Linked DNA regions of Homo sapiens: all the other regions are linked to region 1. The links are chromatin contacts, found by Hi-C or POLR2A ChIA-PET in ENCODE. All regions are on one chromosome and are shown on one strand. Each heading gives the region's core, a stretch centred on a gene start or an enhancer-like site at or near the end of the contact. The rest is flanking DNA. Distances are from core to core; before and after follow the strand shown. Region 1 overlaps LOC105373714 (a long non-coding RNA gene). Region 2 holds the start of ACVR1C (activin A receptor type 1C). Region 3 overlaps CCDC148 (coiled-coil domain containing 148). Region 4 has its middle 39 kb from the start of CYTIP.

The links. Hi-C counts contacts between places; a loop is a spot of excess contacts on that map. ChIA-PET counts read pairs that join two places held with the same protein, here RNA polymerase II (POLR2A). Pooled maps may share reads with other maps.
Region 2: a map of CD8-positive, alpha-beta T cell shows a loop between it and region 1 (4-fold over the local background). The contact joins the promoter of ACVR1C here to the enhancer-like site in region 1. A Hi-C loop is called at or near these places in 5 of 168 maps with a recorded cell type or tissue (CD4-positive, alpha-beta T cell, CD4-positive, alpha-beta memory T cell, CD8-positive, alpha-beta T cell and 1 more), 1 of 37 single-sample maps with no recorded cell type and 11 of 50 pooled maps. POLR2A ChIA-PET finds 5 or more read pairs at or near these places in 2 of 52 experiments (activated T-cell and naive thymus-derived CD8-positive, alpha-beta T cell).
Region 3: a loop to region 1 is called in a map with no recorded cell type, with 19 times the contacts of the local background. The contact joins two enhancer-like sites. A Hi-C loop is called at or near these places in 1 of 168 maps with a recorded cell type or tissue (GM12878), 8 of 37 single-sample maps with no recorded cell type and 13 of 50 pooled maps. POLR2A ChIA-PET finds 5 or more read pairs at or near these places in 1 of 52 experiments (GM12878).
Region 4: a loop to region 1 is called in a map of CD4-positive, alpha-beta memory T cell, with 8 times the contacts of the local background. The contact joins two enhancer-like sites. A Hi-C loop is called at or near these places in 2 of 168 maps with a recorded cell type or tissue (CD4-positive, alpha-beta memory T cell and naive thymus-derived CD4-positive, alpha-beta T cell), 4 of 37 single-sample maps with no recorded cell type and 9 of 50 pooled maps. POLR2A ChIA-PET finds 5 or more read pairs at or near these places in 7 of 52 experiments (CD4-positive, alpha-beta memory T cell, T-cell, activated CD4-positive, alpha-beta T cell and 4 more).

Annotation. Positions count from the first base shown.
Region 1 is chr2:157,897,300-157,899,999 of GRCh38, reverse strand. The region is part of intron 1 of LOC105373714 (a long non-coding RNA gene); the gene reads right to left. Among named protein-coding and RNA genes, the nearest start is that of ACVR1, 22 kb to the right of the region's middle. Within about 2 kb of position 1,284, at least 6 of the 41 ENCODE cell types and tissues checked have a DNase peak (open chromatin) inside an H3K27ac peak, as active enhancers do; they include CD4-positive, alpha-beta T cell and CD8-positive, alpha-beta T cell, where a contact is called at or near this core.
Region 2 is chr2:157,627,446-157,630,145 of GRCh38, reverse strand. It overlaps ACVR1C (activin A receptor type 1C), which reads left to right and starts at 1,282. Exons shown (of 9, transcript NM_145259.3): 1 at 1,282-1,574. The coding sequence starts at 1,502. RefSeq lists a silencer at 1,338-1,567.
Region 3 is chr2:158,189,779-158,192,478 of GRCh38, reverse strand. The region is part of intron 11 of CCDC148 (coiled-coil domain containing 148); the gene reads left to right. The region is part of intron 3 of CCDC148-AS1 (CCDC148 antisense RNA 1); the gene reads right to left. Among named protein-coding and RNA genes, the nearest start is that of CCDC148-AS1, 24 kb to the right of the region's middle. RefSeq lists an enhancer at 944-1,103. Within about 2 kb of position 1,323, at least 2 of the 41 ENCODE cell types and tissues checked have a DNase peak (open chromatin) inside an H3K27ac peak, as active enhancers do.
Region 4 is chr2:157,403,261-157,405,960 of GRCh38, reverse strand. No RefSeq gene overlaps it. Among named protein-coding and RNA genes, the nearest start is that of CYTIP, 39 kb to the left of the region's middle. RefSeq lists silencers at 1,253-1,352, 1,383-1,432. Within about 2 kb of position 1,445, at least 6 of the 41 ENCODE cell types and tissues checked have a DNase peak (open chromatin) inside an H3K27ac peak, as active enhancers do.

The DNA of each region.
Region 1 (2,700 bases), core at 35-2,534:
CATTGTGGCATGTGCCTGTAGTCCCAGCTACTTGGGAGGCTGAGGTAGGAGAATTGCTTGAACCTGGGAGGTGGAGGTTGCAGTGAGCCGGGATTGCGCATCTGTACTCCAGCCTGGTAACACAGAGAGGTTCTGTCTCAAAAAAAAGAAAGAAAGAAAAAAAAAAGAAATGCTGAGGGACAAATATAACCCGAAACATAACCATAAAACCTTTGGAAACTTAAACGAGAAACAAACTCTGAGTACACTTGTCTCAAGTCTACCTTTAAGCCATCCTCTACAGCCCTTGCACTCCAGTCCTCTTCTTTTGTCCATGCAAACATGGTGACCAATGAGATTCTTCACTGTTTACAATGGTGTGCTCCACTATCATCCCCTGGTTTTTCCATGTGGCAAACTCCGTAACTGGAAACCCTTTCTATTCTAGCTGTTTAGTACATAACTCCTAAAGTTCTCTCTTCTCGTCAGCTTTAAATGACTTCATGGTTGGTTTTGCTTTTATTTTTCTCTGAGGTTTCAATGTACAATTCCAGGAACTAGCTATCTCTATCAACCTGAAACTGTGCCTGGGTTCTACGTTGATAATTTTTTACTAAGCCACAGGGACCATCTGGTCTAAGGTCATGACTCTGTTTGCCATTTGTGCAGCTGCCTGCACATCTGTAGGTTCCGATGCATTCTTTTATTATTGTCTGCTTTCTATTGCATGTTGTCAAAGGCCTGGGGACTGCATCTGTTTGAATTTTGTCTGTAGGGCTCCGAACATAGAGCAGTGTGTGGTTGGGAACACAGAAAACATTACTTTCAGCAAACTGGATTCATAAAGAGTCATGATGAATGGAAATGATGAGGGAGATTTGAGCCCAGGAATAGGGACTGGGTTTCCTATTTACCTCCTCACTAACAATGATGCTTTTAAATGTTCTCGCTCTGAACAACTTTATCAATGCTTTGAGCTGAGACCCACTCACATAATGATTATTTCCTTGTAAGTACTTATTATTTAGTTGAGTTAGCTCTTTCAATATGAAGTTTTTATACTGGTTTTTAGAATTGTTCACCATACATTCTCTTTAACATGTATTCTCTTAGTCTCTCTTTCTGTCTCTGTCTCTCTCTACACACACACACACACACACACACAAACACACACACACGTTCATTTGAACTCAGGTTTTAATGCTGGGTCTATACTTGGCCAACATCTTCAAGGTCACTAATGTTACTTCTTGCCTCTGCTGTGTGGGAGCCAGAGTGTGAGTCATCAGGGTGAATAATGCCTCTGTGATACTACCAGATTGTGTTTGTCTCCACTTCAAAGCTCTTAGTTTTAACAGAATAGTATTTCTCCATCCCGCCCACCCAAACAGCAGTCTAGATGGCTGAGAGGCAACAGTTATATGAACAGTAGTATCATTTCCATAGGATGGGCTACTCCCCACCCGACCCATATTCCTCAAAAAACCTGCAGGACCCTTTATAGAAGTTCTCAGGCAACATTCTAGTCAGGTTTTGTTGACTAGAGATTACAGCTCATCACCTCTTTTTTTTTTCTTCTTTCCTTCCTCCTTCCTTCCTTCCTTCCTCTCTCTCCCCCTTCCCTTCCTCTCTCCTTTCCCTTCCCTTTCCCTTTCCATTTTTGAGAGGGAGTCTCACTCTGTCACCCAGGCTGGAGTGCAGTGGCGCAATCTTGGCTCACCGTAACCTCCGCCTCCCGGGTTCAAGCGATTCTCCTGCCTCAGCCTCCCGAGTAGCTGGGATTACTGGCGCTACCACCACACCCGACTAATTTTTTTGTATTTTGAGTACAGATGGGGTTTCACCATGTTACCCAGGATGGTCTCAATCTCCTGACCTCATGATCCACCAGCCTCGGCCTCCTAAAGTGCTGGGATTACAGACATGAGCCACTGTGCCTGGCCTCCTTCCTTCCTTTTCTTTCCATTCTTTTTTTGCCTCACATAGGTCTATAAATCTGCCATTTCTGATCCATCTTCAGTGATCTTTTTTTTTTCATAGTTCACTGCAACCTCGAACTCCTGGGTCCAAGCAATCCTCCCATCTCAGCCTCCCAAGTAGCTTGAACTACAAGTGTGCACCACGGCACCTGTTTTTCAGTTACTGCTCTTCCCTTTAATCTTTCACTTTCTTTTTCATTCACCAAAGACTTTATGACTGAGTTTGTCAAAAAAAAAAAAAAAAAAAAAGAGAAGCAGTGAAAGGAAGAACAGAAGAAAGGAAGCAAGCAAGCAAGCAAGCAAGCAAGCAAGCAAGCAAGCAAGCAAGCAAGCCAGACAGACAGAAAGAGAAAGACCAGACATGGTGGCTCATGCCTGCAAGCCCAGCACTTTGAGAGGCTGAGGCAGGCAGATTGGTTGAGTCCAGGAGCTCAAGACCAGCCTGGGCAATGTGGTGAAACCCCGTCTCTACAAAAAATACAAAAATCAGTTGGGCATGGTGCACATGTAGTCCCAGCTACTCAGAAGGCTGAGGTGGGAGGATTGCTTGAGCCCGGGAGGTTGAGGCTGCAGTGGGCTATGATCATACCACTGCACTCTAGCCTAGGCAACAGAGCAAGACCTTCTCTCAAAAACAAAAACAAACCAAAAAAAGTCTTTAAACCCAAGAATCAACTCCCACTTCCACAGCCTCCTTGTGGCTCCTCTCACAGGAACACTTTATTTTAAAAGTCATGTGACT
Region 2 (2,700 bases), core at 33-2,532, 270 kb after region 1:
AATATAAGATGGTGGCAGAAAAGATCCTCAGGATGCCACCCACATCTCAAAGTCCAACAACCATCTCATCTCCCATACTGTGATCCTTTGATAATAAAGTCAATTACATACAACATTTCACCATAGGTCTTTCATAGAACTTAGAACACCTAGCATATAATTTAGTCCTGAGCTAGGTGAAGAAGCAAGAAATGTTTTACTCTAAAGCAATTTTTATGACGCTATCACTTTTCAAGGAACCCCCAACAGTAGTAATAACACCAGTATTGTATTCTTGCTTTTTCGCGTTGTTCAGATTGAAATAATCCCATTCACTTTAATGTTCAGGCTCCATAGGTGAATTGAATTTAATTTCTATAAATTGGTAATGTTGCCGTTGTCCTTATATTTTCAGGCACAATCCAGGCCTTATATTTTCAGGCACCCGTTTGACAGTTAGCCTCTAGGGATTAAACAATACTCAAACAAGTTTTTCATATACTACTTTAAACAATTCTTCCCCTTCCCTTAATCCGTGTGTGTGTGTGTGTGTGTGTGTGTGTGTGTGTGTGTGTGTGTATGTTCCCTTAGTTCTTCAATTGCTGAAGTTGTAGCTGCCGAAATTATCTTCCATAGGTGAGGTCTTTTACCACCAGACGTGGGTCACACATTGTAGATGGCCACATCACCTGGCGCAGGTGGTCCAGCTTTGGTCGCCATTCATAGAGGGAAGGGTTCCCAAAAGGCACCCAAGAAGAGATGAAGTTTGTTAAACCAAAGCTTATAGGTCCAGAAGGCAGTCGGACAACTGGTCATTTCCAGGGATGAACAGAGAGGGCGCCCTTCCCCAGAGGCACAAATGGCCAGGACGCAGGGGTGGGACAAGCCAGTAGGAAGCCCGCGGGGCTCTCACAGCGCAACCTGGTTGGACTTAAGGACCCTGGACAACAAACGTCAGGAGAGCTAGGAGGCTGGCTCTTCTGCGGGAGGTTATAGAGCGGATCACCTGGGCGCAATCGCCGCGTAGTTGAAGTTTCCCTAAAGTCTCAGTGGGGCTTTTCCTCCCGTGAGAAGCCCCATTCCTGAGTATCTAGTCCCGGAGGCTCCGCACTGCTTCCCCACGCCCCCTCTTTCTTCGCCCCAGCTCTGGGCGATCTCACTGCCGGGCACAGGGCCGCCTTTGCCTGCCTGCCCTGCAGCAGCAGGCCCGGGCGGCTGCGAGAGGGCGCAGGGGGCGGAGGCGCGGCAGGGGCGGGCTCTGCCGCCCGCCCCACCACCCGCTCCCCGCCCGGCTGCGGGGCCAGTGGCAGGAGCGCCGCGCACCGCCAGCCGCAGGGGGCGTGGGATGGGGGCGGCCGGGGAGGGGGGCGCCCACACTGACTAGAGCCAACCGCGCACTTCAAAAGGGTGTCGGTGCCGCGCTCCCCTCCCGCGGCCCGGGAACTTCAAAGCGGGCCGTGCTGCCCCGGCTGCCTCGCTCTGCTCTGGGGCCTCGCAGCCCCGGCGCGGCCGCCTGGTGGCGATGACCCGGGCGCTCTGCTCAGCGCTCCGCCAGGCTCTCCTGCTGCTCGCAGCGGCCGCCGAGCTCTCGCCAGGTACGGTGCTGGTTTCTCTCCCGACGCCCGCGAGGGTGGGAGCTGGGAGGAGGTCTGCGGGTGAGCACGGGGGTGGGGGACAGGGGGTGCTCCGAGCAAACTGACCTTCGGGGCGGACAGGGAAGCGCCAGTCGGATTGAGGGGGCGCGGGATAGGGTGCAGCGTGGGCACCTGACGTCTGGCAGCCGTAGGGGTAGACAGGTGTGTTGGGGACGAAGCCGCCCGGAAGAGGGAAAAGGCAGCAGGGACGTGGGGGAATAAGTAGTAGGGGTGAGGTGGGTGACTAATTTGTGGGCAGTTTGCAGCGGAGAAAATAGGAGAGCGTTTGTGGGTGCGCGCATGGCTGGGAGCTGGGTTCACCCTGCAGGGACCTGGAGGGCTGCAGGTATGCGTCGGACGCGCTCTGTGCTAAGCCCCTGAGAGCTGCTCAAGGATGGTGGCATGGTGGTGGTGGGAGGTGGTGATTTAGTCTGAGTTTTAGGAGGCGGGGAATACCCCAAAAGCCGCAGATGCCAAGCTATGGAGGCGAGAGTGGGAGCTTAAATCTGTGTGGTTTGCAACGCACATTGCTTTCGAGGTACGATCTTTACTCAGAGTTCCTGGGGAAAAAAATTCTGGCAAGCGCCCCAGAGTTTATAACAGGTCTGTGCCTTGATAGGCTAAATAGAGCCCTCTACCCAATCTAGAAGCCAGACGTTTCTTTATAATGTTTACTAGAAAGTGGGGCAAATGCATCTTTGGTAAAATCATAATATGCTGTGACTAAAAGCCCTTTACCTCGAAAACTATTTTCATTACATTGTCCTGGATTATGCAGAGGAGGAGCAGATTCTTTGCTAACTCATTCTTTAAAAATTTCTATCAGACATTGAAGACATTTGCACATAAAAATCTGGTGTTTTCCCATAGAGCTGTGTTTTGTCCGAAGCTGATTTTGATGCATTTTGTTTTCCCAGATGACAATCTGTTTGACATTAATAGCTATATTCATGGTGGGTCGTTTTCCTCTTAGTGACATGTGCAAGAGAATGATTTGAATGATATGATTGCTGTCATGTACAGATTTCAGTGTTTCAGATGGCCTGAGAGAATCACTAAATACAATATTCAAATATAAATTTGATTA
Region 3 (2,700 bases), core at 74-2,573, 290 kb before region 1:
TCCTACACCATGATTTGCTTAGTAAACCCTGCCCTACTTCTCATTCAGCCTGTCTACCCTTCCCCAGCTGCTTTCCAAGTTTTAGATTTAATTATAATCCAGACATCCGACTAAAGTTTACAAATCGTGAGTTGTTGGAAGCCTGTTTTATTCTCTGGCCCACGACCCTCCTCTAGCAATTTCTCTGTTTCCTTTGAGAGAGATATCCAAAGAGAGACCCATATGGACATCTCTAGCTTAATGTAGGAAGGGAAAAGACAGGGTTTCTTGAGGTTTATTTCTGTCCATACTTGAATAAAGCTGGCGAGAAGATATATACATGTTTCCTTTAAAAGAGGGGGCTATCAGTGATCTACATATTATTTGTAAGTTCATCTGAATCTCTGTCCAGTTTATTGCTTTATCTTTTCCAGTAAAGTTGGTTCCCTGTTAATTTAATTAATTTTACTATCTTTGACTTTATTGTCTGAGTGTTGATGAAAGCAACACATCTCTCTCTCTTTGCCTTTCTTGAACATAACCTTTGGCATCTCACCTGAAAAAACTACAGGGTAGGTAACAGAGTTCCCCAAGTAGGCACTGGAGATGGGCTCTCCTCCTGAAATCCAAACACCAGGGTTCACTTGGCAGAACTCTAGGGTGAACTGCTTTGTAGAGTTGTCTGTCTCCAAAGAAAAAAAAGGAACAGTGATTCCGGAGCTCAATTCCAAAAGCTGAATTCTGAGACAAAACGGAAACTGCTAAGGTAGGTGTGACTTGGCAGAGTCACCAAAGAAGCTAGTTGAAACTCTATAGCCAGAGGAAATCAGCATTTGAGAAAGCCAAAGGAAAAAAGCACTAGAAAAAGTCACACCCAATACATAAATATATTTTATCATTTGTTTTTTTAAAGCATGTTTAAAATGCCTAGCCAAAACTTTAGCTAATGAAAATATTTTACTTGGGGGGATTAGAAGGGTTACTTAAAAAGTAGAAGAAAAAACCCCGAAGGCGTTTGTGAAAATAACTGTTCTGCTCCACTGACTTTCTTTTTTAACCTCAAATGTTAAAGAGGCTGTTTGTGAAGCCTCTTCGCTGATCATTTCCTAGGCTGAAAGAAAATCAAGGTTTACTTCTTTGCTGTGGGCGGCTGAATCACTACAAAAACCTTTGGTCCTTTTGATGTTTGCTTTCTACAGAAGTTCTGAGAGATCTGGGAAGGAAGAAAGAGAATGTAATGGGGATTTTTCAAACAGCATTAGAGAAGCCATGTTTTATTAATCTTATTTACTTAAATCATTTGTTTGAGGGAGAAGACTGTGGTTTCTTTTGTGGTCTCAGTGCCCTCTCGGTTCAGCAGTGCTGCTAAAGAAGGGAACCCAGTTCCATCATCATAATCATACAGATGTCTATCTCCAGAAAAACGAGGACCAATTAAAATCAGTTCTCACAATAAGTAGCCGAAGTTAAAAATAGATAGAACTAGACCGAAATATTATGACTTGATAACACGGTGGTATATTTTATTAGCATGTCTTTTTAAAGCTCAATACTAAAGCAATGCCTCTTTTAGTATTTGTGATTCTGAAAACACATTTATGAAAACCTTGGGCATCAGGAATTATGTGTCTTATGAGAATTTTTCAGCTGAAAAAAACCTCTCCAATAAAACTAATCACCCATGCTTATCATTTTCTTACTTTTAAAAGCATTATTTTGCTTTACAAACAAAATTAGCATAAGAATTTAAAGAAAGGTTCCAATGTTATGAGGTAAACCCTCAACAAAAGTTCCCTTCTTACACAACTGTTAAAATGATTATATGGCCTCATGAAGATTTTTTAAATGCAATACATATTAATTGTGGAGTTAAACTATATCTACCATAAACCATTTGTGAGTTCAAGAGTCACTGTGCAAATTACCCAATTAGTATCAAATGGCAGATGTCTTTTGTTAGTGAGTTCATATGATGGCAAGTGACAGGTGCCTCTAAGTATTCAAAATCCAGATGTAAGCTCTGCCTTTGTCTACTTGATAGGTGTTTCTAATTGCTCTGGGTTTTTGGTTTGTTTTGCAGAAATATGATTGTTATACATTTACATATATGGCACTTTGTATAAATGTGCTGAATAAATGAATGTATTAGAGGCAATTGGGCAAATAAATGCTGATCTGCCTGGGTGGCCTTTTAAATTTCAGTTCATGATAAATAATTTCTGAAAGCCAACATTATTTCTGCCTGTGCTGTCCCTCCAAAATCATGATCCTAGCAAGTCTGTATCATGGTCGTGGATGTCATGCCTCAGTTTGGCTTTTAGCATTCATGGCTCCTTATTCTCAAAAGGAACTGACACTAGATTTGTTCTCCAGTAATTCAATTTCTCTTCCAGCTTCTCAAATGATTAAATATCTTACAAAGACATACTCACTGACTAATTAGACAGGCTTAAAGGAATAATGTATATTTAATTTATTCTTACATTTTTATTTTGCCAACTCCTGTGTCCTGTTATTTACCTACAGCTTAGGATATTCAATAGAATGCTTTCCATCACTTTTTAATTTCACTCATCATTTATTCTATGTTTCTTTCATTTATTGGTGCATATCTTCTGTGTTTTAGGCACTCTGCTAGTTCTTGGGGATACACAGGAGATTAAGTCATAGCCACTAGACTCAGGAAGTATACAGTCTAGTAGACAAGACATGAAAACAGAA
Region 4 (2,700 bases), core at 196-2,695, 490 kb after region 1:
CCATTCAGGACATAGGCATGGTCAAGGACTTCATGTCTAAAACACCAAAAGCAATGGCAACAAAAGCCAAAATTGACAAATGGGATCTAATTAAACTAAAGAGCTTCTGCACATCAAAACAAACTACCATCAGAGAGAACAGGCATGGGAGAAAATTTTTGCAATCATCTACTCATCTGACAAAGGGCTAATATCCAGAATCTGCAAAGAACTCAAACAAATTTACAAGAAAAAAAACAAACAACCCCATCAACAAGTGGGTGAAGGATATGAACAGACACTTCTCAAAAGAAGACATTTATGCAGCCAACAGACACATGAAAAAATGCTCATCATCACTGGCCATCAGAGAAATGCAAATCAAAACCACAATGAGATACCATCTCACACCAGTTAGAATGGTGATCATTAAAAAGTCAGGGAACAACAGGTGCTGGAGAGGATGTGAAGCAATCCTCTTTTACACTAGAAACACTTTTACACTGTTGGTGGGACTGTAAACTAGTTCAGCTATTGTGGAAGTCAGTGTGGTGATTCCTCAAGTATCTAGAACTAGAAATACCATTTGACCCAGCAATCCCATTACTGGGTATATACCCAAAGGATTATAAATCATGCTGCTATAAAGACATATGCACACGTATGTTTATTGTGGCACTATTCACAATAGCAAAGACTTGGAACAAACCCAAATGTCCAGCAATGATAGACTGGATTAAGAAAATGTGGCACATATACACCATGGAATACTATGCAGCCTTAAAAAATGATGAGTTCATGTCCTTTGTAGGGACATGGATGAAGCTGGAAACCATCATTCTCAGCAAACTATTGCAAGGACAAAAAACCAAACACCTCATGTTCTCACTCATAGGTGGGAATTGAACAATGAGAACACATGGACACAGGAAGGGGAACATCACACACTGGGGCCTGTTGTGGGGTGGGGGGAGGGGGGAGGGATAGCATTAGGAGATATACCTAATGTTAAATGACAAGTTAATGGGTGCAGCACACCAACATGGCACATGTATACATATGTAACAAACCTGCATGTTGTGCACATGTACCCTAAAACTTAAAGTATAATAATAAAAAAAAGAAATGAGCTTGCTAGACAATGCTATTTATTATTATAAAAATTGCTTAATTATAATAACTCTACCATTTTTGGTTATCAATAAATGATGTAAGTAAATTTTAAAAGTATAAACTAAAAATAGGAAAAACATAGAAAATGATAATGAGTAGGGATCTGATCCCAACCAGCTGTATTTGAAGACATGGTTGTTATTTCCTCACCACAATATGTGACATTTTATTCTGAGTTTCAAAACTACAGACAGAACCACTGATTAAAAACAGGATGTGGGTGAATAGTCATGCATGAGACTACCTGGATGAGACATGAGCTAATCTAGTGGTTCTAAAACAGCAGCCTCCCGTCAAATGCTGGCTTGCTGCTTCAGAATCACCTGAGCAACTCGTAAAGGTGCAGATTCTCAGGCATTGGGCCCCAGAGATTCTGTTGAATAGGCCTGGGTGGGTTTCAGAAGTCTTTGTATAAACAAGTTCCCTAAAAGATTCTTGCATTAATAGCTAGGAACCATGTTTTGAGAAACACTACCCTGGAAGTTTATAATTTCTCTGTTAGCTCTGGTGTTGGTGAACTGTAATCGGGATGGAGTATAAGCAAAATGATAAAAAATGTCAAAAATATTAAAAGTGTCTTAAGAAGAAAGCTACCTCCTAATAACCTCCTCTTAGATTTTCCAACATGAATGTATGAAATTTCCATGCTTTTCAACATCATTTTCTGCATGTAACCATGACTCCTAGTCTGCTGAAGTGGAAGCCATCTAGAAGGAGTTCCCTCAATTCCCTTGCCTCCAATGATTTCTATCTCCTTTTTCTCTTTGCTGGTATTTCTAACTGAAATGAATGCATGTCTTTCCCACTTCTTACATCTTTACTTTCCCACAGACTTCTTTCTTCAGGCCAGCAAATACTTTTTATTTTTACCTATTCTGAGCTTAACCAGTAAAACCTGCATTATCAGCATGAACAGAAGATCATATCTCTTCAATATGTAAATTAATTTCCTAAGCCCCTGATTGCTAGATTCAGCATTGGAAACTAACCTTTATTGATCATGTTTCCATTTTCTGTCCTAAATCTTTTGAAAATGCTGGGATCTTACTTGGTGGTGCTTCCACACTTCTGAAAAGAGAAATGGATAATTGAAAAAGCCACAAGTCGGGGAGGTTACAAGACAGCCGAATAGGAACAGCTCCAGTCTACAGCTTCCAGTGTGAGCGATGCAGAAGATGGGTGATTTCTGCATTTCCAACTGAGGTACCGGGTTCATTTCACTGGGGCTTGTTGGATAGTGGGTGCAGCCCACGGAGTGTGAGCTGAAGCAGGGCGAGGCATCACCTCACCCGGGAAGTGCAAGGGGTCAGGGAATTCCCTTTCCTAGCCAAGGGAAGCCGTGACAGATGGCACCTGGAAAATCGGGTCACTTCCACCCTAATACTGCACTTTTTCAATGGTCTTAGCAAATGGCACACCAGGAGATTAGATCCTGTGCCTGGCTCACTGCTAGCACAGCAGTCTGAGATTGAACTGCAAGGCGGCAGTGAGGGTGGGGGAGAGGCACCTGCCATTGCTGAGGCTTGAGTAGGTAAACAAAGTGGCAGG